2 separate regions of the Homo sapiens genome follow, and region 1 is linked to region 2. Evidence: chromatin loops called from intact Hi-C (ENCODE). Cell type or tissue: PC-3. All regions are shown on one strand. Each heading gives the region's core, and the rest is flanking DNA. Links, peaks and the distances in the headings are about the cores only. Region 1 has its middle 15 kb from the start of YAE1. Region 2 holds the start of LOC101928688 (a long non-coding RNA gene).

Region 1 (11,198 bases), core at 1,536-9,535, 250 kb before region 2:
CCAAAAATGTTGTGATATGTAAAGGGAGTGGGCAGCTGAATGCATATACCTGCGTCCTTACCTAATATATATCCTTTACACTACTTATTAACTGCTTTGTGGGAAACCAAAATAAAAGCCTTCAGCCCAGTCTAAGTTGTGATTCTACCCTCTTCCAACTAAGGTTAGAGCTTAGTTCTTAGAACTAAGTTTCCAGTCTAAGATACAGGAGAGAGAGAGAGAGAGAGAGAGAGAGAGAGAGAGAGAGAGTGAGTGTGTGTGTGTGTATAGAGAGTGATTCACCAATCAGGCTTCTTGTTCTACAGAAATTCTCAAATCTCTGTCATGAAGATACTTTACCGCAACAGTTGCCTTTCTTGATTTTGCCCCTACGTAATGCCTTTTCTGAACAAACATGCTGGAGCACGAGTCTGCCATCACTGTCTCAAATTCTTAATTTCTCATGCACTCTCCACCTTTAAACTACTTTTTGCTAAAGTCACTGATAGCCAGTCACACAACTGTCCATCACTGACTTGTTTTCAGTCCTATCATTTGTCTCCTCTCCATCATTGGACATGAACAATTCACTGCTTATACAATCCCTTCTCCTTGCCTTCTCCAACAGCACTTTTTCTTGTCCGCTCATTACTATTCCCTATCATTTTGCTAACTCTCCCCGACTCTGACTGCTGCTTAGATGTAGGGATTCCCCAGAGTTTCACTGTTGGACCTCTTTGTTTTTATATTCTGACCAGATGATCTCACCTATTAATGTCATCCCTGTTCATCCATAGCTGGAAACATTAAGTCTTCCTCTGCCCTTCCTGTGCCATCATACCCTACTTCTAACTGAGTTGCTTTACATCTTTCAAACAGTTTGAGTCTGGCCTCCTTTCATTCTAATCACCCAGATTTTAATTAATTTATGTACCAGCCTCATCACTAATGTCAGTACCTACAATCTAGCTGTCTTCCTGTCCATTCTGTCTCTTACCAATATTATCTTTCCAAAACAGTTTACTTCCCTGACTTAAAACCTAGATTTATTCCCTTTTGTTTCTGTTTTTGTTTTTCAGGTCTTGGCCCAAACCTGTTGAAGTGTTGGGCCCAAAAGAGTGTTGTCAGTCTTCTTTTCCCACCTGCCTCTTTCCATTCACCATGCACACTACACTTCTTTACAGGCATTACTACAATGCTTTATGGACACACTAGGCTTATTCCCAACTTAGATTTTTACTCATTGCTGACTCTTCTGCCTAGAATACTTTATTCCACGTCCTTTCCCAGCAAATTCCTGTCACCCTCCAATACCAGCTTAAATTTCAGCTTCATCAGGCAGAGGTGATTGCTCTTCCCAATGTTTCCCCTGCATCACTTTGAGTGTCTCTTCACGTTTCTCCAGGAAAATCCCTTATTTAGTGTTATAGTCCCAGCATTCAGCATCACACCCTGTACATAGATGCATAGGTGGTGCTTGATGAGAGAAAAAAAAAATGAATCTACTAGCCAACATGGAAATATAACCAGAACAGGAGAACAGGATTCCAAAATACATCGTGTTACATTCTTTTGTAAATCTTTATGTTAGCTTTTCTTTTTTGAGATGGAGTTTTACTCCTGTTGCCCAAGCTGGAGTGCAATGGCGCAATCTCGGCTCACTACAACCTCCACCTCCTGGGTTCAAGTGATTCTCCTGCTTCAGCCTCCTAAGTAGCTGGGATTACAGGGGCCTGCCACCACACCCAGCTAATTTTTTGTATTTTTAGTAGAGATGGGGTTTCATCATGTTGGCCAGGCTGGTCTCAAACTCCTGACCTCAGGTGATCCACCCGCCTTGGCCTCCCAAAGTGCTGGGATTACAGACGTGAGCCACCACACCTGCCTTATGTTTGCCTTTCTAAAAAATGTTTATCTTCATTTTGCATGTTAATAAAAATCCACATATCCAAACTGTGTCATTGAGAGGTGACGAAGTGCTGGCAGCCCTCTCTCACTCTAGGTGCCTCCTTGGCCTCAGCACCCACTCTGGCTGCGCTTGAGGAGCCCTTCAGCCCGCTGCTGCGCTGTGGGAGCCCCTCTCTGGGCTGGCCGAGGCCGGAACCGGCTCCCTCCCCTCCCAGGGAGGTGTGGAGTGAGAGTGGCGAGCCAGCGTGAGCTTCTGGTGGGAGGTGGGCTTGGCAGGCCCTGCACTTGGAGTGGCCGGCCAGCAGGGAGGGAGGGGTTTAGCACCCGGGCCAGCAGCTGCAGAGGGTGCACCAGGTCCCCCAGCAGTGCCAGCCTGCCGGCACTGCGCTCAAATTCTCGCCAGGCCTCAGCTGCCTCCCCGGTGGGCACGGCTCAGAACCTGCAGCCTGTCATGCCCTAGCCTCACCCCCACTGTGGGCTCCTGCGCAGCCCAAGCCTCCCCAACGAGCACCACCCCCTGCTCTGCTGCGCCCGGTCCCATGGACTGCCCAAGGGCTGAGGAGTGCGGGTGCACGGTGCGGGACTGGGAGGCAGCTCCGCCTGCGGCCCAGTGCAGGATCCACGAGGTGAAGCCAGCTGGGCTCGTGAGTCTAGTTGGGACTTGGAGAACCTTTATGTCTAGCTAAGGGATTGTGAATACACCAGTCAGCACTCTGTGTCTAGCTCGAGGTTTGTAAACACACCAATCAGTGCTCTGTGTCTAGCTAATCTGGTGGGGACTTGGAGAACCTTTATGTCTAGCTAAGGGATTGTGAATACACCAGTCAGCACTTGGTGTCTAGCTCGAGGTTTGTGAATACACCAATCAGTGCTCTGTGTCTAGCTAATCTGGTGGGGACTTGGAGAACTTCTATGTCTAGCTGGAGGATTGTAAATGCACCAATCAGCACTCTGTGTCTAGTTCAAGCAGCGCTCTGTGTCTAGCTAATCTGGTAGGGAGTTGGAGAACCTTTATGTCTAGCTAAGGGATTGTAAATACACCAATCAGCACTCTGTCAAAACGGACCAATAAGCTGTCTGTAAAACAGACCGATCAGCTCTCTGTAAAATGGACCAATCAGCAAGATGTGGGTGGGGCCAGATAAGGGAATAAAAGCAGGCTGCCCAAGGGTCTAGTTGCAGGCTGCCCAAGGGTCTAGTTCCATGTTGTGGAAGCTTTGTTCTTTTGCTGTTTGCAATAAATCTTTCTGCTGTTCACTGTTTGGGTTTGTGTTGTCTTTGTGAGCTGTAACACTCACTGCAACGGGCTGCAGCTTCGCTCCTGAGGCCAGCGAGACCACGAACCCATTGGAAGAATGAACAACTCCAGACGCGCTGCCTTATGAGCTGCAACACTCACCGCGAAGGTCTGTAGCTTCACTCCTGAAGCCAGTGAGACCATGAACCCGCCAGAAGAAAGAAACTCCGAACACGTCTGAATATCAGAAGGAACAACCTCCGGACACACCACCTTTAAGAACTGTAACACTCACCGCGAGGGTCTGCAGCTTCATTCTTGAAGTCAGTGAGACCAAGAATCCACCAATTCCGGAGACTACATCGTCATACACCAGGCTAAACAGTTACGTTAATATAATAGCATTTACCAGTCATTACAAATTTTACAATGAATAAGTTAATATTACAATATAGCAAAACTTTAAAAAATACAAAATTATGTTTTAGTATAGTTTCCGCTACTAAGAAAGTGCAGAAAGAAACTACACAAAGGCAAAAACTAGGTGAAAACAAACCAAGATGTTAGTTTCTAGCAGGATCCCTGGTGCATAGTTCTAATAACAGTAAGGAGCTGGAGGAAAAAGAGAGGGGAAGTAATGGTTAACGCAGGCAGTGTTTACTATATGTAGGCACTATATTCTAAAAGCTTTACATATATTAATTTCTTTAATCCTCATAATAGCCCTCTCCTGCAGAGCTGCTTTTATGCCCATCTTAGAGATTAGGAAATCGAGGCACCAAGAAGGCTAAGTAATGTGTCCAGTTTGTAGCTACTAAATGGCCCACTTGAGATTTAAACCAAGGCAAGCCTGGTTCCAGAGTGTGTACTCAGGGTGGATGCTTACTAAATAATAACATGGTAGCAGTGACTGTGTTTAGTAGGGGGACTGTGAGCTATGTGTTTACTTTGCTGTTAATTTCTATTTTTCTATGAGAGGCCGAGGTGGACAGGTCACTTGAGGTCAGGAGTTCGAGACCAGCCTGGCCAACATGGCAAAAACCCATCTCTACTAAAAATACAAAAATTAGTCTTGTGTGATGGCAGGCACCTGTAATCCCAGCTACTCAGGAGGCTGAGGCAGGAGAATCGCTTGAACCCAGGAGGTGGGGGTGCAGTGAGCTGAGATCACGCCACTGCACTCCAGCCTGGACAACAGAGTGAGACTCTGTCTCAAAAAAAAAAAAAAATCCTGCTTTTCTGCATTTTTCAAGTCTTCCCCAGTCAGCAAGTATTATTTTTATTTTAAAAATGTATGTAATAGCCGAGCTACGTGTCTATAGCTCACACCTACAATCGCAGCACTTTGGGAGGCTGAGTTGGAAGGATCACTTGAGCCCAGGAGTTTGAGACCACACCAGCCTGGGCAACATGGCAAAAGCCTGTCACTACCAAAATAATAATAGCCAGGCATGGTGGCATGCAACCTGTAGTCCCAGCCTCCTGGGAAGCTGAAGTGGGAGGATCACCTGAGCCCAGGAGCTTGAGGCTGCAGTGAGCTGTGATCGCACCACTGCACTCTAGCCTAGGCAACAGAGTGAGACCCTGTGTCTAAAAAAACAAAAAAAGCATAATAACCAACAGTTATAAGGAACAAAAAATTTACCAGATTTGTTTGCTATACATGTAGAAAAAGAGATGGTCCCTGCCTACTCGAGGGGAGAATATTATGTAGAAAGTGGTTTAGCACATATACTAAAGGAGAAACTAAATTCTCCTCGGACTTCTTAGACTTTCTATCCTCCAAACGGGAAGATAGTTTATGTCACTCATTTTGTGATGATGTGTCTAGCTTTTACATATTCCTATTCAACTGAAAGGAAGGGTGTTAGCTCACCACTCACATATGTGCATACTGCTGCAGATCTGCCAAAAAGAGCCAAGAGTCCTCAGTGTGTAACACTCCGTTTTCTTGCCCTATAAATAGTCTGCTCTTTCCAAAAAGAAGATCAAAGTACTAATCAGAACTACCTACAGATTGAGTTCTGCGGAAGTTGAATCCTGGTGCTTTCATGCATGTGTATGCAACTCACCACTGAGAGAGGCCTTGGACCTTTGGATCCTCTTTCTTTCGAAGAAGCTGTTGAGTTAGTTCAAGGCCACTAGGTGGTGCTCGTGCACCCTGATAAGTTAGCACGTGTTTCATTCCTTGGTAATGTGCCCTTTGCTTAGACCTCATGGTCACAAGTACAAGAAGCTAGTGATTATCCCTAAAGCTATACCAGACAGATTGAGCCATTTGTGAAGTTGGGTGGATGAGGAGGGCTTTTGGGGTATGTCGACAAATAAGAAATTAGGATCCTCCTGTTCTTGTTTAAATTCTAGGCTGAGAATTTTTCTAAATCAAAATAACTGATCATAAGAAAACCTGTTCAAAAGAAAAAAGCACCTTTTTTCCAAAGCTCTGAGGCCTAAAAGTAAACACCTAGAACCCAAAGCATGCAGCCTTCAATCAGAAGCAATGTAAAATTCTAACCTCACCTGCAGGAAGCATCTCTACTTGCCAAGCAGGACTGCACCTAAACTGTTTCAAACAACACTTGCAGTTCATCTCTTGATCTCACTCTCTCTTTTTCTCTCACACACACAAACACAACTTTTCAGGATGTAAACATAGGGAGAGACAACAACTTTGTTAACCTACTCAAATATATCACAACTCTTCTCTTTTTAGTCAACAAATCGACAACCAACTAGGTTTTCCTCTCATCAAATACAACTCTAGAATAGTTAAGCCTGTTTCCTTATTAATGACATAGTCATCGTTATCTATGTAACATGGCTTTGTTATTTATAAAAGAAATATATGGTTCTAGATAGATTTTTAAACACAAAACAAATGAGTTGTCAAATTGCTTGTAATAATGAAATATGAGAGATTTGACAATAGTATAATGATAGCTTTTGCCAATAAAGCAAAATGACTGAAATTGGGGTATAATGTAAATAACCTGAAAATAAAATATCTTCTTTTTCTTATTTGGAGGCATTGCAAAACACCTTTCTTCCAAAATCAGATTCTGAAATAACCAAAAACTCTCTAACCTGTAATTAAAAATTACACCATGGAACAGCAAATTATTATTAACAACTAACCACCCTGGCACGGTGGCTCATGCCTATAATCCCAGCACTTTGGGAAGCTGAGACAGGTGGATCACTTGAACCCAAGAGTTCAAGACCAGCCTGGGAAACATAGGGAGACCGCATCTCTACAAAAAATACAAAATCAACCGGGCATGGTAGTGCACACCTATGGTCCCAACTACTTGGGAAGGCTGAGGCAGAAGGATGGCTTAAGCCCAGGAGTTCAAGGCTGCAGTGAGCCGTGATCCTGCCACTGCACTTCAGCCTGGGTAACAGAGTGAGACCCAGTCTCAAAAAAAAAATAAAAAACAAGAAAATAACCATAAAAATAGCTTTTTAAAAAGTAAAAGTTAATTTTTTTTTTAAGAGATGGAGTCTCACTCTGTCACTAAGGTTGGAGTGCAGTGGTACAATTACAGCTTATGGCAGCCTCAATCTCCTGGGCTCAAGCAATCCTCCTGCCTCAGCCTCCCAAGTAGCTGGGACTACAGGCACTACACCAGCTTCTGAGAACTGTGTCTGTAGGTAGTTCTGATTAGTACTTTGGTGATATTCTTTCTGGAAAGATCAGACTATTGATAGGACTATACCATGCCGGGCTAATTTTGTTGTTGTCATTTTTGTTGTTGTCATTGTTGAGATAGGGCCTCACTGTGTTGCCTGGGCTAGTCTAGAACTCCTGGGCTCAAGTGATCCTCCTCCCTCGGCCTCCCAAAGTGCTTGAATTCTAGGCATGAGCCACCATGCCCAGCCAAAAAAAAAATTAGTTAAAAATAGTTATTTTAACTAACCATATAATTTTAACCTATCAGCTGTTTAGAAATGACTGCAATAGAATTGAATGTAGAAGGAAAACTCATTTAATTCATTTGTAGAAGCCAATTAAAAGTATTTTCATTTAAAATCACATTGTTTTGTCATTCAAGCTGCCAAACGATATATTATTAGTCTGTGATTTTTATCTTATAGGCCAATATGAGGTCTGTATGATGTCTGAAATCTGTCACAATGTTCACTTATGACCCACCCCATTTGTCAGCTTAGAGAGCGTTTTTTATTTCTGTCAGTGTGCTGGAACAAAGGATGGCCTTCATGAAAGGTAGCAGAAGCACTGAGGTCAGAGATGGGATTTCACTCAGCTACTCATCAGAGACCTTGCCTCTTTAGTGTGAACATGATACTTCTGACCTCATCACAGGTTGCTTTGTCTCCAAGGAAGTAACCAGGGACAACTTGAGAAAGTCAGGCAAAGTAAGTTGCCATTGACAGATGGTGTTCAGCTGATAGAAAGAATGAATGGAGAAGCTGACAGAGAAAGATGCCAAAGATCGGTATAGCTTTCCATTTGGTATAGCAGAAGATGTATCAAATCAAAGCCATTTATATACATTTACGTAAAAATCCCACTTCTAGGAATTTAGTTAAAGGAATTATAAAGGTGATTTTAAAAACTTGCAGCGCAAAGCTATTGGTTGCTGCATTCAATCTAGAGTAGAGAAAAATTAGAATAACCCAAATGATCAACAATTTTAAAAATTGAGTAAATTATTATAACATCCACTCAAAGAAATGTTATGCACCCATTAAAAGTTATCATTATGAGAACTATAGAAACAAGGAATATGTTATATTTTTAAGTGAAAGTCATAAAATGTATACATGTGGACATATTATACAAAAATGTATATTTTGCAGATAAAACTCTGGGAGTGCCTGCTCTTAACAAAATAAAGTTCTTTATTGCATTTGTCACAATATTGCTTCTGTTTTAAAAGAGAAAGACCAGTTTACAAAACAGGGGTAACTCTTAGCCCAATTGAGTTATTTTTCATTAACTCCAGGGGAAAATCAAAATCATACTCATAAGTCACTTCTCCACAATATCCAATAAGATACTCAGGCAGGACCTCAGAAAATTCTATGAGAAGTGACTGATCTTTAACTTAACATAGATTTGAAAGAGAATATGATATTTACAGAATTTATTTGGTTCTCCACATTGATTTGATTGTGGCAATAACTTTGGCCTTCTTTGCCATTATTTTGTACATGTTAATAACAGTGTGCCTATAAGCCATGTATTTCCCAGGAGATCTGAGCCTCCTACTTTCCAAATGTGTAAGATCTATAAAATGGAGGTAATGGTAGTGACATCATTGTTTCTGTGGGGATTACGTGCAATTATGTATGTAAAGCCCTTGTTTGGTGATTGCTTTGAAGCACAGCTTCATCGTTTACAGGTCAGTTCACTTTCCTGTGCCTGTTTCTTCATCTGTCAGACCTACCTCCTAGGGTTATTGTAAAGAATCTGCATATATGGAGCACTTAGGACACTGCCTGCTACATGTTCACAACTCACTAGACATTAGCTATTATTATTGTATTTTCTCCTGAACATCATACCTGCAATTTGAATAAATTGTAAGAATTTGAATAAGCTGCAAGAGGTTTAACTGTCTTTACACAACCGCTATCATGAAACTCTGCCATGACTCAGACACAGCCAAGCTTCCCTCTGGCAGAACTAAAGGTAATTAGCATGATTTCTCCTCACCACCCCCCACCCCATTATTATTTTAAAAGAAAACTAAGGAAGGAGGAAAAATAAGAAAACCTTTTAAACATTTGCAAAGTTCATATAAAATTATACTTTAAAGTGGGGGTGATCAATAAGAAAGTTTTTGGAAACTCTCAGGGCATATTTTTTGTTTGTTCGCCAGAGTGATGGAAAGGGGGTACTACTAGCAATAGTTATGGGGAGGAGATGCTGTATGTCCTGCAATGTCCAGGTCAATAGTGCACAAAAAAGAATTGCCCTGCATCCTTCATGACTTTCAAATGCCCCAGGAGATGTTCATATAAATGAAAAATCTGTTTATAAGTATCAAAGCCTGTAATTAACTATATTTTAAATGTAAACACAGTATTTTTTCCCTTATCCTAATTTATTGCCTTTCTATATTATAAAACAATTAGGGCCTATTGTGCTGACCCCGATTGACTCCTGTGGGGATGGCACTGTGTCCAAGAGGCCAAAGAAGAGACCTGGTGCCAGCAAACGAGATGTAGAGTTTATTGAGGACTTTTATACAGGGATGGTCCAGTGGCAGTGGGCTGGACAGGAACACTGCTATCATTTGTAAAAAGCATGTAGTATGGTCAGGCATGGTGACTCTGGCCAGTAATCCCAGCACTATGGGAGGCCGGGTTGGGAGGATCGTTTGATGCCAGGAGTTTGAGACCAGCATGGGCAACAAAGTAAGACCCCATCTCAACAACAACAACAAAAATCATGCAATTTATATAGCATTTTCACTTAGCACCCTCCACCTCATAACCTCCACTTAGCAGCCTCCACCTAGCAAAACTCCATTTAACCCAAAACAAAGTGCCTCAGTTCCTTGCATGTCCTGCATTACAGGGAATGGCCCAGAGGTTCAAATGTCCTTCATAGATAAGGAGCGAGTCTCCAGGTTGGCCACTTGCAATTTCTTATGTGGAGATTCTGACCAACACATTGTTCTTAGACCATAGAGTATCTCAGGCTGTGCTTCAGTTATTACTATCAGGTACGTCTGCCATATGGGCTTCTAGTAAAATATTTAGATATTCAGAAACATTGTAGAAAATATTATTTAGGAAAAATGAATATTTCATAATCCCATATTTTATGGACTGAATTGTGTCCTCTCAAAATCCATGTTGAAGCCCCAGTCCTCAGTACCTCAGAAGGTGACTGTATTTGGAGATAGAAGTGTGCCCTAACCCAGTCTGACCAGTATCCTTATAAGAAGAGGAAATTTGGACACACAAAGAAATACCAGGGATGCTCATATACGGAGGAAAAAACCACGTGAGAACACAGGGAAAGCGGCCATCTGCAAGCCAAGGAGAGGGGCCTCAGAAAAAAACAAACCAGCTGACACCTTGATCTTGGACTTCTCGCCTCCAGATCTGTGAGAAAATAAATGTCTGTTCAACCCACCCGTTCTGTGGTACCTCGTTATTGCAGCCCTGGCAAGCTCATACACTACTCCTCCAGATTCTTCCAGATTTTTTCTATGTGCAGACTAGCAAATGGCACAACTTCCTTTTATAGAAATGTATTTCTTCAACAGATATTTATTAAATACCTACTATCTTCAGGGAATAGATACATTGGTGAACAAAAAGTTCCTACTGAAATGAAATCATACCAAATGTACAAAAACTGCTTGCTCTTTTCACTTAAAAAATATATCTTGATGGGAGCGGTGGCTCATGCCTGTAATCCCAACACTTTGGGAGGCCAAGGCAGGTGGATCACTTGAGCTCAGAATTCGAGACCAGCCCGGGCAAGATGGCAAAACCTCATCTCTACAAAAAAATACAAAAATTAGGCATGGTGATGTGCACCTGTGGTCCCAGCCACTTGGGAAGCCGAGGTGGAAGGATCACTGTAACTTTGGAGGTCAAGGCTGCTGTAAGCCGCGATCGCACCACCGCACTCCAGCCTGGGTGACAGAGCAAGACCCTATCTCAAAGAAATATATATATCCTAGGTATCAGTCTATGTCAGTAATGATAACTACCACCTCTTTTTCTTCTTTTTTTCCTCTTTTTTTTTTTTTAGAGATGGAGTCTCATTCTGTCGCCCAGGCTGGAGTGCAGTGGTGCGAACTCTGCTCACTGCAACCTCCACCTCCCGGGTTCACGCCATTCTCCTGCCTCAGTCTCCCGAGTAGCTGGGACTACAGGCGCCTGCCACCATGCCCGGCTAATTTTTTGTATTTTTAATAGAGACGGGGTTTCACCGTGTTAGTCAGGATGGTCTCAATCTCCTGACCTGGTGATCCGCCCGCCTCAGCCTCCCAAAGTGCTGGGATTACAGGGGTGAGCCACCGCGCCCGGCCAGTAATGATAACTATCATTTCTCTCTTTCTTTCTTTCTTTTTTTTTTAAGAAGTCT
Region 2 (11,198 bases), core at 993-8,992:
CTCAGCCTCCCGAGTACGCCCAGCTAATTTTTTGGTATTTTTAGTAGAGACGGGGTTTATCTCGATCTCCTGACCTCGTGATCCACCCGTCTCGGCCTCCCAAGGTGCTGGGATTACAGGCGTGAGCCACCGCACCTGGCCCGCACTGAGGCCTTCTTAAGTGATTTCCGTGCTGAAGAACCCAGGCTGCCATTTTTGAGTGACAGAGATTAGTCTTTGAACCAGAAATAAATGAAGAAGAGGAGACTCTATATTTTTCTACCTTGTTTTAGATTATCAGGTTTGTTCCAGTTCAGGTATTAAAAATTATGTCAGCAATTAATTGGATTTTCAGCTCAGCCTGTAGGACATACAATTTGTGAAGACAAATTATTCTCAGACTATGCCAGTGTATTGGCTGCCATGATTTGTTACGGAACTATGCGTGGGTCTTGACTATTTCATAGGTTGGGAGAGGTGGAAATAGAAATAAGTAACTAAAATCTACAACAGAGGCCAAATTTTAATTTTCTTTTCTTTTTTTTTTTTTTGAGACGGAGTCTCGCTCTGTCGCCCAGGCTGGAGTGCAGTGGCGGGACCTCGGCTCACTGCAAGCTCCGCCTCCCGGGTTCACGCCATTCTCCTGCCTCAGCCTCCCAAGTAGCTGGGACTACAGGCGCCCGCCACTACGCCCGGCTAATTTTTTGTATTTTTAGTAGAGACGGGGTTTCACCGTTTTAGCCGGGATGGTCTCGATCTCCTGACCTCGTGATCCGCCCGCCTCGGCCTCCCAAAGTGCTGGGATTACAGGCGTGAGCCACCGCGCCCGGCCTTTAATTTTCTTAAGCAACATTAATATACAGATAGCTAGTCTCTCACCAGATTTGTTTCTATTTCTGTTTTTTTGGAGGTGACACTCAGGTATGGACCTGCAAATTACTTTCTTAAAGAAATGAACACACTCATTTTTGTTGTATATTTTTGCTCTAAAGGCTTTCCGGCAAACAGGCGATCAATGATTTACAGCCTACATCAGCTAAGGAAGACCGTGATTGTGATATCAAGGTAAAGTGCTCACATGTGAAATTAATTTTCTCATTATGAATCTAGTTTTCTATATAATTTACTCTTAAAATTTAGCAGTGGTCAACCTGTCATTGTTTTATGTTTGTAATGGAAAGTTGGTTACAAAAAAGCATTTTAAAGAAATATGAATAATTGAATTTGTAAAAATTGTACTTTGGTAAATAATAGATTGTTAAATACTAAGAGGGTGTGTGGGTGAGAAAAGGAATGTGCTGGAAAATGATTATATTGTGACAGAAAAATTATATTTGGCTAAGCTTTCTCACAATACAGGAAATTTGAAATGTGGTCAGGGTTTATTTGGATGAGTATGCTTTCTGTGACTTTTAAATTCATACTAACATGACTTTTATAATACTTATGCCTAAATAAATTCTTATCATAGTAATCATGGACTCTCCCTGGTGCGTTTTAGTTCCAAAACTGTACAGCAGATAGCATATAGTTTCTTTTTTTTTTTTGGACAGTTAATATTTTGGTATCATATACTTCTTAGGATAGCACTCTTTCCCTATTTCTATCCTTGGTTCTGTAATTAGACTAATACTAGAAATTGTGAAAATTTAGTTGAGTATTGTGGTACGTGCCTGCAATCTCAGCTACTTGGGGGTTTTAGGTGGGAGGATTTTTTGAGCCAAGGAATTTGAGACCAAATTGGCCAACATAGCAACACTGCTTCTCTCATATAAAAAAAAATTGTGGAAATTTAGAAATGTAAATTTTCTTTCTCCAAATGTACATTATAAAGGGATTCCATTGTGTTTTCTAAGTCACTTAATTAAGAACATACTTAAAACTCCTCAAATTGAAGAATTTGGACTAATGGGCTAGGACATGCTTTGCCCAAAATACCAACCAGTTCTAGCAGCAGAGACTCTTAATAACCATAAGGTAAGGCTTTGATTTCAGAATTTTTTTGCATCATACTTATTAAAGATTTACACTCAAAATCTTTGTATCACATTTAAAAACTCCAAATGTAAGAAGTCTTTGTATTTAGTTATTTAAATAATCACTTTAAAGCCCCTGCATTAGTATAAGCTACTGGAGGTTAGGAAACACACCTGTTTATATCCTGGAGTAGCTAGAATAAAGTATTGCCTGTAAGAAGCATTTTAATATTTTGTAATGTGAATACTTGAACAGACAAAAGGATTTCTATATAATGGAATGTTACAATTAACATGAGATACATACCTAATAATTAAATCTATGGCATTTCTAAAGTATGGCTTAAATGTATAGTCCCTTTCAATGTTTAGGATGTATAAATTCAGATGAGTTATATTGGGAAAATATGTCATAAATAAGAAAGAAATATGCCATCAAATAGGAAAGAGGGTTACAGTATACTTTGCAGTATCGTCCAACTATAAGCTTAGGTTAGGATTTGAGATTTAAAATTTTTAAACTTTTTAAACCCCAACCCATGTTCTACTAAATATATCTTTTCAAGCCATAGATTACACTTTAGAATTATGATTACTAATTATTTCTCCAAGTGGAAAGTTTATGGAACATTTCTTTTTCCATTTCTCTCTCCCTCTCTATAGTAATAATGGTCCATCTTTCAGGTAGTTGTAGATGACCATGTTTAAATACTTGAATGTATTGTTTTATGGTATAAAATTAAGCTCTTAGAGAAATATTTACAGCAAACTAATTGTAGAGTATTATTAGGGATATATTATAAACAAAAATCTCTGTTATATATCTGTATTTCCCCATGTACGTTAGCATACTTGATGATTTTCCTTTGGGTCCTGCTTGACAATGATTGATGTATATAAAAACTTTTAAATCATCAATCGGGATAATCATAGCTTTGTTTTTTTGTACTAGATCCTTTCTCCAACTTTTAACTACCATTCTATATGGTGTCAATGGGAAATTAGAACTATTAGTATGTTTACAGGGGAATGAGAAAACCATTTGATTTTGAAAATAGGATTTACATTTCTTTCTTACATCGTAGTAGTACCTAAAAATGCCTCATAATTCTATAATGACAAAAGCTTTTCTTACAATGTAAAACTTTAAAAATTAATTTTTAAAAAGGAGTGTTCTTGCAGAATTTTGAATTGAGGTCTTAGAATGAAATCTTTTCATTCAATATAAAATGTATATGACCATAATATTCCAAAAATATTAGCATATATTAAAACAAGTATATTTTATATCCTTGAAACAAATGTTGAAATATGTAATTGAGAGGGCGGCGGCGGCGGCGGCGGCGCTGGAGGCGCAGAGGGCGGCGCAGGCGGAGCCGGGCGGGCGCGCGAGCGAGCGGAGAGCGGGCGGCCGTGCGGGCGGCGGCGGCACCCCCAGGCCGAGCCGGCGCCGAAGGAGTTCCAGGGCGATGGGGCCGCGGCCCGGGCTGACGCTTTGACAGCTGGAAAGAGCGCGGAGCCAGCGCCTGGTGGGGAGGGAGGGGAGCGCGGCGAGGAGAGCGCCAGCGAGCGAGAGAGCGAGCGAGCGCCGGGGAGGGGGCCGGGAGCGAGGAGCAGCGCGGGAGAGCCGGAGCGGTAGCGGCGGCGGCGGCGAGGCTCGGCGCCCTCTTCCCTGCAAACCATGTTTGCCAAAGGCAGAGGCTCGGCGGTGCCCTCGGATGGGCAGGCTTGGGAAAAGTTAGCTTCATACGTCTACGAATATTTACTGCACGTAAGAGTACAGAAATCTGCAGAGACCTTCTTGTCGGAGATTCGATGGGAAAAAAACATCACGTTGGGAGAACCGCCTGGGTTTTTGCACTCGTGGTGGTGTGTATTTGGGGACCTTTACTGTGCAGCTCCTCAAAGGAGAGACACTTGTGAACATTCAAGTGAAGCAAAAGCCTTTCATGATTATAGTGCAGCAGCTGCCCCGAGCCCCGTGCTTGGCAACATTCCCCCCAACGATGGGATGCCGGGAGGCCCCATCCCGCCAGGTTTCTTTCAGGGTCCTCCGGGGTCACAGCCCTCGCCGCACGCACAGCCTCCACCTCACAATCCTAGCAGCATGATGGGACCCCACAGTCAGCCTTTTATGTCACCGCGATACGTAGGCGGCCCCGGGCCCCCGATCAGAATGGGAAACCAGCCTCCGGGAGGAGTTCTTGGGACACAGCCATTGCTGCCCAATTCTATGGATCCCACACGACAACAAGGCCACCCCAACATGGGAGGATCAATGCAGAGAATGAACCCTCCCCGAGGCATGGGGCCCATGGGTCCCGGCCCACAGAATTACGGCAGCGGCATGAGACCACCACCCAACTCCCTCGGCCCGCCATGCCCGGGATTAACATGGGCCCGGGAGCTGGCAGACCCTGGCCCAATCCTAACAGTGCTAACTCAATTCCATATTCCTCCTCATCACCTGGTACCTATGTGGGACCCCCGGTGGTGGCGGCCCTCCAGGAACACCCATTATGCCCAGTCCCGCAGATTCAACAAATTCCAGTGACAACATCTACACAATGACCTGGCGGCAGGTCCAACTTCCCGATGGGTCCCGGCTCGGACGGTCCGATGGGCGGCATGGGTGGCATGGAGCCACACCACATGAATGGATCATTAGGGTCAGGCGACATAGACGGACTTCCAAAAAATTCTCCTAACAACATAAGTGGCATTAGCAATCCTCCAGGCACCCCTCGAGATGACGGCGAGCTAGGAGGGAGCTTCCTCCACTCCTTTCAGAATGACAATTATTCTCCAAGCATGACGATGAGTGTGTGATCCCCCCTTCTCCGAGACGCTGAGAGAGCCGGCATTGCAGGCGGGAAGACGCCAGAAATTATGCAAGAAGTGAGGTGTTATTATCCAGGAGCTGGTGGGGAGGGCATCTCCCTGCTCCCCTAAACCCCCTCCCACCCCATCCACGCCCCCTACCTTTCCCAATTTTAGTTTCATGCAATAAAAAGGCCAAACTTTTTATTCCATAAAACATGAAGGACAAAACTCTCAAAAAAAAAAAAAGAAATATGTAATTGAGAAATTGAATCTCATGTTATTTCCCTCCTCTTCTTTCCATTTTCAAAATTTCAGACTTGTATATAGGTTTTCATGAGTTAATTCTACCAGTGCAGTATATTTTACAAATATTTCTTTTCTTAACACCATATGCTTTTCCCAAGTAAGGTCACCCACTCCTACACCCTGAGTGCCTCAATTTGACTTGTCCCACACTGAAGACATTGTCCTTGACCTTCTCCTGACTTTTTGTAATCTGCTCTGTCATCTGATTTTCCCATCCTAGGAAGTAACATCTAGTAAATAGAACTGAAACATTGAAACAGGAAAAATCTCGCATTCCAGCACTCCCTCAAATCACCAATCCAGTCACTCACAAGTTATACTTTTTCCACCTGCTTACCGTTTTTCATATCTCACTGCTATAATTCACTTTGACCCATCATTTTGAAATACTCTTGTCTAGTTTTGTCCCTCCCCCATCCCATGCCATGTTCAGTTATCATTACAATGCTGCCAGGGTGGCCTTTCTAAGATATTTTATGATGCTGTAACTCATCTGTTTATGAGTGGATCCCCATTACATGATGGGGAAGTTCACATTCTAGCATGGCACATATCTTTTGTGGTTTGGCCTGATTCTCCCATTTTATTTCTCCATCTCACTCCCTCTGACTAGGTTCCAGTTTTCCTGCATTACTTTAACACCCCTCATTTGCCATGTCGTTTCTCATTTCATGCCTCATACCTTTGCTCATACTGCCCTGTCTAGAAACCCTTCACATCCTCACTCTCTGCACTTTGTCCTTCTTTCAAAATAGGCCCTATCTTTGCAGCATTTCTGGAACTTCCCAGGTATAACCGACCATTGTTTTCTTTGAGCCCTTACTGTCCATTATTAACTTCAGTTGTAGAACTAGTGAACTATACTGTTTTGTTTTTGTTTGTTTCCATATATCTCTACCCCTACTCAAATATTAAGGAAGAGTCTCTTCTATATATGTTTTCAGCTTCTCCCAGGATATTGCCTATGATTCAGCAGACACAGTGAATGTTTGTTGTCTTACTGGTTGACTGATTGAGTGGGTGGGTGAATAAATACAATGTTTTCCAAAGCTTTTTGGTTTGTTTTTCATAGGAAGAAACAACTAAATCAGCAAGTGCAAAAAGACAAAATGATATTGATGTTATTGAAAGTGTTCCACAAGAGCAAACCAGTAACGTCAAATTTACGTTTTGTTCACAAAGATGGTAGAAGTGGTAAGTTAGTGAATATCTGAGAATTTTCCTGTGCTTAAATGCTGTTATTAAAAACCATTCAAGTAGATAGTCCCAAATGTCATATTTATTTCTTTTAAATAATTTTCCTGTCTTTCTTCATTCTAACACCTTCTTCTTTCTGAAACTATTATACTTCAACCCTCTGAAAGTGTTTTTGTTATTACTTTTATTTTATTGAAATTTTCATTAATGGAGACAGACTTGTATACGTATTTATTATGAAATGCACAGTGATAAATGTTCTCATGAATATATCTGTGAATAACATTTTATAGATACGACATCCACATTGGGATAAGAAGAGGGAGACATAGAATCACTTTTGTATTCTGGGGTATCGTCTGTCATTATTCTTGTTATTTCAAAATACAAGCATTCAGCGATGTTAAAACATAAAAGACGATGCCTTGACTTTACTTTCTCACCTCTGTATATGCCTAAAGGAATTATTTTCTTATATTTTCAGCCCAGAATTTAGAAAGTAGTAATCACCCCTAATACCAAACTTCCACTTAAGATTGAAGGAGAAATGAAGAAGCATGGAAGTAACAACATGGGATTATCAGAAAACTTGACTGATGCTGCTGGCAATGGTGTTGATGAACTAATTCCACAAAGAAAGAGTGAAAAACCTGAAAATCAGCAATTTCCTAGGACAGAGAATGAGAAGTATCAAAGGTAAGCCTATGGCAACATTTAACAGGAGATACTTACGTGCTATAAAACTAATCTTAATTTGGGCTAATATTCATGTTGAACAAATTTCATACTTTTACTGGGATATTCAGTCTTGCCTGGAATCAGAAAAATGCCAATCAGCAAACAATGAGTTACCACTTTTTCCAATCATTGATAATTTATTTGAAAAATAATAACCAGTATTGGCAAATGTGAGGGAAAAGGCATTTTCTTTTCTTTTCTTGTGAACATTTATTTTTTTTGCCATGTCATTTCATGCCCCATCTGACTTCAGGGTTATATGTGCAGTTTTGTTAGATAGGTAAACTGTATCATGGGGATTTGGGGTACAGATGACTTCATCAACCAGATAATAGGCATAATACCTGATAGGTAGTTTTTTGGTCCTCTCCCTCCTCCCACCCTCCACCCTCAAGTAGGCCCCAGTGTTTGTTGTTCTCCACTTTGTGTCCCTGTGTTCTCCACTTTGTGTCCCTGTGTTCTCATTGTTTAGCCACCACTAATGAGTGAGAATATGCAGTATGCGAATTTCTGTTCCTGTGTTAGTTTCCTTAAAATAATGGCCTCCAGCTCCATCCATGTTGCTTCAAAGGATATGATCTCATTGAAAAAGACATTTTCATAGACTGTCGGTACATACATTTTGAACGTTAATTTAGTAGCATGTATCAAAATTTCAGATATGTCATTCCTTTAACCTAAGAACTTCACTTCTAGGGCTAGACTCTACAGGAACATGACTTGTGTACACACACAAACATGTTAAGGACACTTACTACCTATACTACATAACACTCAAGGCTAATACACAAGCACACACATATATATATAACATATTAAGGATATATTTGTATGTTAAGGATATTTGTATAGATATGTTACATATATACTTGTAAATAAGGACATTTATTATAGCATTATTACATCAAAAAGTTGGAGCTAGTCTAAATCCTTATCAATAGGAAATAGCTCAGTTTTCATACCCAGAAAATAATGGAGTATGCAACCATTTTTTAAAAAATGAGGTTAGATCTAGAGTGTACTGATTATTTCACAATTAAAATGTATTTAAAGCATTTAGTTTGACGACACATCTGAAGACAATTTTGTTAGAATTCTTGTAATATCTGCTGTGTTGCAAATGGAGGCTACATGCCACATAGACACTGAACCTTGTTAACAACAAGATTGTTAGTTATTAAATTTTGGCTTTTTGTTCTCAGTGCCTGAGTCCTGAAATATTGGACCCTGAATCTGAATATTCCCAAGGGATTACACATGAGGATCTATATTCCATAGAAACATTTTAGTGTATTGGGTAAAACTTGTTAAAATACATCAAAGGATTTTTGATCTACTAAAGCAGGAGTTGGCCAGCTTTTTCCTCAAAGAGCCAGTTAGTAAATATTTTAGGCTCTATGGACCATGTTTATCTTTTTGAGGTAGGGTCTCACTCTATTGGCCAGGCTGGAGTCCAGTGGCATGATCATGGCTCACTGCAGCCTTGACTTTCTGGGCTCCAGGGATCCTCCCACCTCAGCCTGTCTACTAGCTGGGACCACAGGTGTGCACCATCACACCCGGCTAATTGGCTTTATGGACTACAACGTGAATAAGCGTGGCTGTGTTCCAAGAAACTGTACTTATAAAAACAGGAAGTGGGCTGGATTTGGCCAACAGTGCTGAATTGCTGACCCTTGTGCTAAAAGGAGGGTGCTGCTAATGCAGTGAATCCTCTTTGTAAAAGTACACTGCATGTATGCCATTATCCTTCCTTTGAAAAGAGAATATATTTCAGTATGCATCTCACCATATTTTTCAACAGTGACTTCATATGATTTAAAAAAATTTTTTTATAAAATAAGATTATTTTCTGGATTTGTCCCCTTTTATTCCCGTTAATAAAATAGTATTTTACTGTGACCAGTTACTTTATATATTTGATGAGTATCAACTGTTTTAGAATTGGCTTATATTTATCAAGCAAGAAATACTCCCCTTGAAACTTTTAGTATTCCTTGGTTTTTATGTATAGGCATGAACAAAATGATAATCAATTTATGCAATCTAGAAATGTTCAGGGGGACTTTTAGTGCTATAATTTTATGAATTTATTATTTAATATATTTCAGTCTGGCATTTTTAAATGCCATATATGTATAGTTTTAAAAACCTTGAAAACATAATTGTTTAAAATTATTATATATTTTTAAAACCTTAAAAATATTTAATAAAGTATGTAATTGTTATATAAAATTTGAAAACTACAGGTAAACAAGAAGAAAATTAGATAATCCATACTCGTGATGTCCCTGAAAGAACTGTCTACACTCACGGACTCAATTTTTTTTCCATTCATTTTTGATTTCATGCCAGTAGTCTTCAATCCCAGCACTCCTCCAAAGTTGTTTTCTCAAGGTTATCGCTAGTCTTCTCTCTAATAAATCTAGGCATTTTTTTCTTACACCTTATTTTATTTAACCTGTCAGCAATATTTATTTTATTTTATTAAATAAATATTTTATTTAACCTGTCAACAACCTAATGGAGGACACTCTCCTCCACGACAGTGTCTTCACTCGGCTTTCAGGACCTCACTCCCTCATCTGGCTTTTCCACCTGCCTTTCTAGTCCATCCATTATGGTCTGTTTTTCTTGCTCCTCCTCATCTTTCACTTTTTGCACATTGTTGTTTCCCAGGGCTCTGTCCTCGATCTTCTTTCTCATGACTTTTTCTACTGTGTGTATGCTAGTGATTTCCAAATGTATGTCTCCAGCTCAGATTTCTCTTCTTAATTCCAGACCTCCTGTCAACCTGCCTACTTGACATCTCTCTTTGGTTAGCTATTGGGTATCACACACTTGTCAGGTCCAACATTGGACTACTGACATCTGTCCTCACATCTGCTCCTCTTGTAGTCTTTCCTACTTGGGTGAATGGCAACTCTTCCAGTTGCTCTCCCAAAAAACTCAGCATCATTCTTGACTCATCTCTCTTTCTCTCTCTGACTCCTCACATCTAATCTAGTTGCAAATCTTGTTAGGTCTACGTGAACAGGTCTAGCTTTATAATAAGCTACATTCTTTATGTTAATCATTTTTCACTTAGGGAGAAAAGTCCAATGTTGTGGTTACTCACTATTTATTCTTTCACTGGTAATCATGATAGTTGTAATTACAGTAAAGTGAATCAAAGTAATTGTAAACTTTACTGGTATTTTATTTACAAAATAAAAATTAGGGTGGTAAATTTAATAGACTCAAAAATTGTTTCCAGGGGATTATGAACCTTCTGTATTTGAAATGAAAAGACAGAGTTGGAATTTTTTGCTTCCTGTAGTAAGAGCTATGCTGGTCAGGCAGGCACTATCTATTCTGATGGAGCAGCTGCTGATCTTACATAGGGTTTTGAGAGGACTGGACTTGAAGGATTGGCCGATTCCCGGATCCAAGTGGGTTGGCATCATCTGGAGCAACATGGTTATCTGAGTGAGACCGCTGGGGATTGGTTAGCACTTCCTAGCCTGTGGATTGATTTTGTGTCTGATTGGCTGTCTTTCAGAAGCAAGCTGCTCACACTGATGCTGGTTGGTGAGCGAGGCCAGTGGTGATTGATTGATCGATTGACTAGATTTAGAACTAGCTCTGGGTGGCTGCTTGTTACTATGACTACAGGTCAGTTCTTTCCTAAGTTTCAGGAAACTTTGACCAGAAATTTTCTGTTTAAAAGTTGCCTTTTGGCCCAGTGCAGTGGCTCACGCTTGTAATCCTGGCAGTTTGGGAGGCTAAGGCGGGCAAATCACTTGAAGTTGGAAGTTCGACACAGTCTGACCAACATGGAGAAACCCTGTCTCTACTTAAAAAATACAAAATTAGCCGGGCGTGGTGGCGCATACCTGTAATCCCAGCTACTTGGGAGGCTGAGGCAGGAGAATAGCTTGAACCCTGGAGGCAGAGGTTGCAGCGAGCTGAGATTGTGCCATTGCACTCCAGCCTGGGCAACAAGAGTGAAACTCCGTCACAAAAAAAAAAAAAAAAGTTGCCTTTCATCAACTATGTTCAAAATGAAAACTCTTTCATATTCCAGAATTGTAGACTTGATTTTAAAGTTTTAGTCAAGATGAATCATTTAATTCATCTTTAGAGATCTTTCAGGAAGATTCTTTTTTGATACTTAGTCTCAACCAGAAGAGTTTGCTA

The links. Hi-C counts contacts between places; a loop is a spot of excess contacts. Peaks named below come from ENCODE experiments on the same cell type or tissue, not always from the same donor. Only the 100,000 strongest peaks of a DNase experiment are listed, where the experiment ranks them.
Region 1: it touches region 2 in a loop (2.7-fold over the local background); 3 of 110 quality-filtered maps call a loop at or near these places.

What each region holds. Positions count from the first base shown.
Region 1 is chr7:39,575,330-39,586,527 of GRCh38, forward strand. It overlaps a transcript of YAE1 not described here. Among named protein-coding and RNA genes, the nearest start is that of YAE1, 15 kb to the left of the region's middle. RefSeq lists enhancers at 4,969-5,048, 5,069-5,118. In PC-3, for the core only: CTCF peaks have their summits at 5,250 (motif pointing right) and 5,450; a DNase peak (open chromatin) is centred at 5,282.
Region 2 is chr7:39,829,935-39,841,132 of GRCh38, forward strand. LOC101928688 (a long non-coding RNA gene) reads left to right here and starts at 826. Exons shown (of 9, transcript XR_001745176.2): 1 at 826-1,044; 2 at 6,157-6,278; 3 at 6,766-6,977. It also overlaps the pseudogene LOC100422519 and the pseudogene SSBP3P1. In PC-3, for the core only: no CTCF peak of the experiment used is centred there; no DNase peak of the experiment used is centred there; H3K4me3 peaks cover 520 bases; H3K27me3 peaks cover 1,999 bases.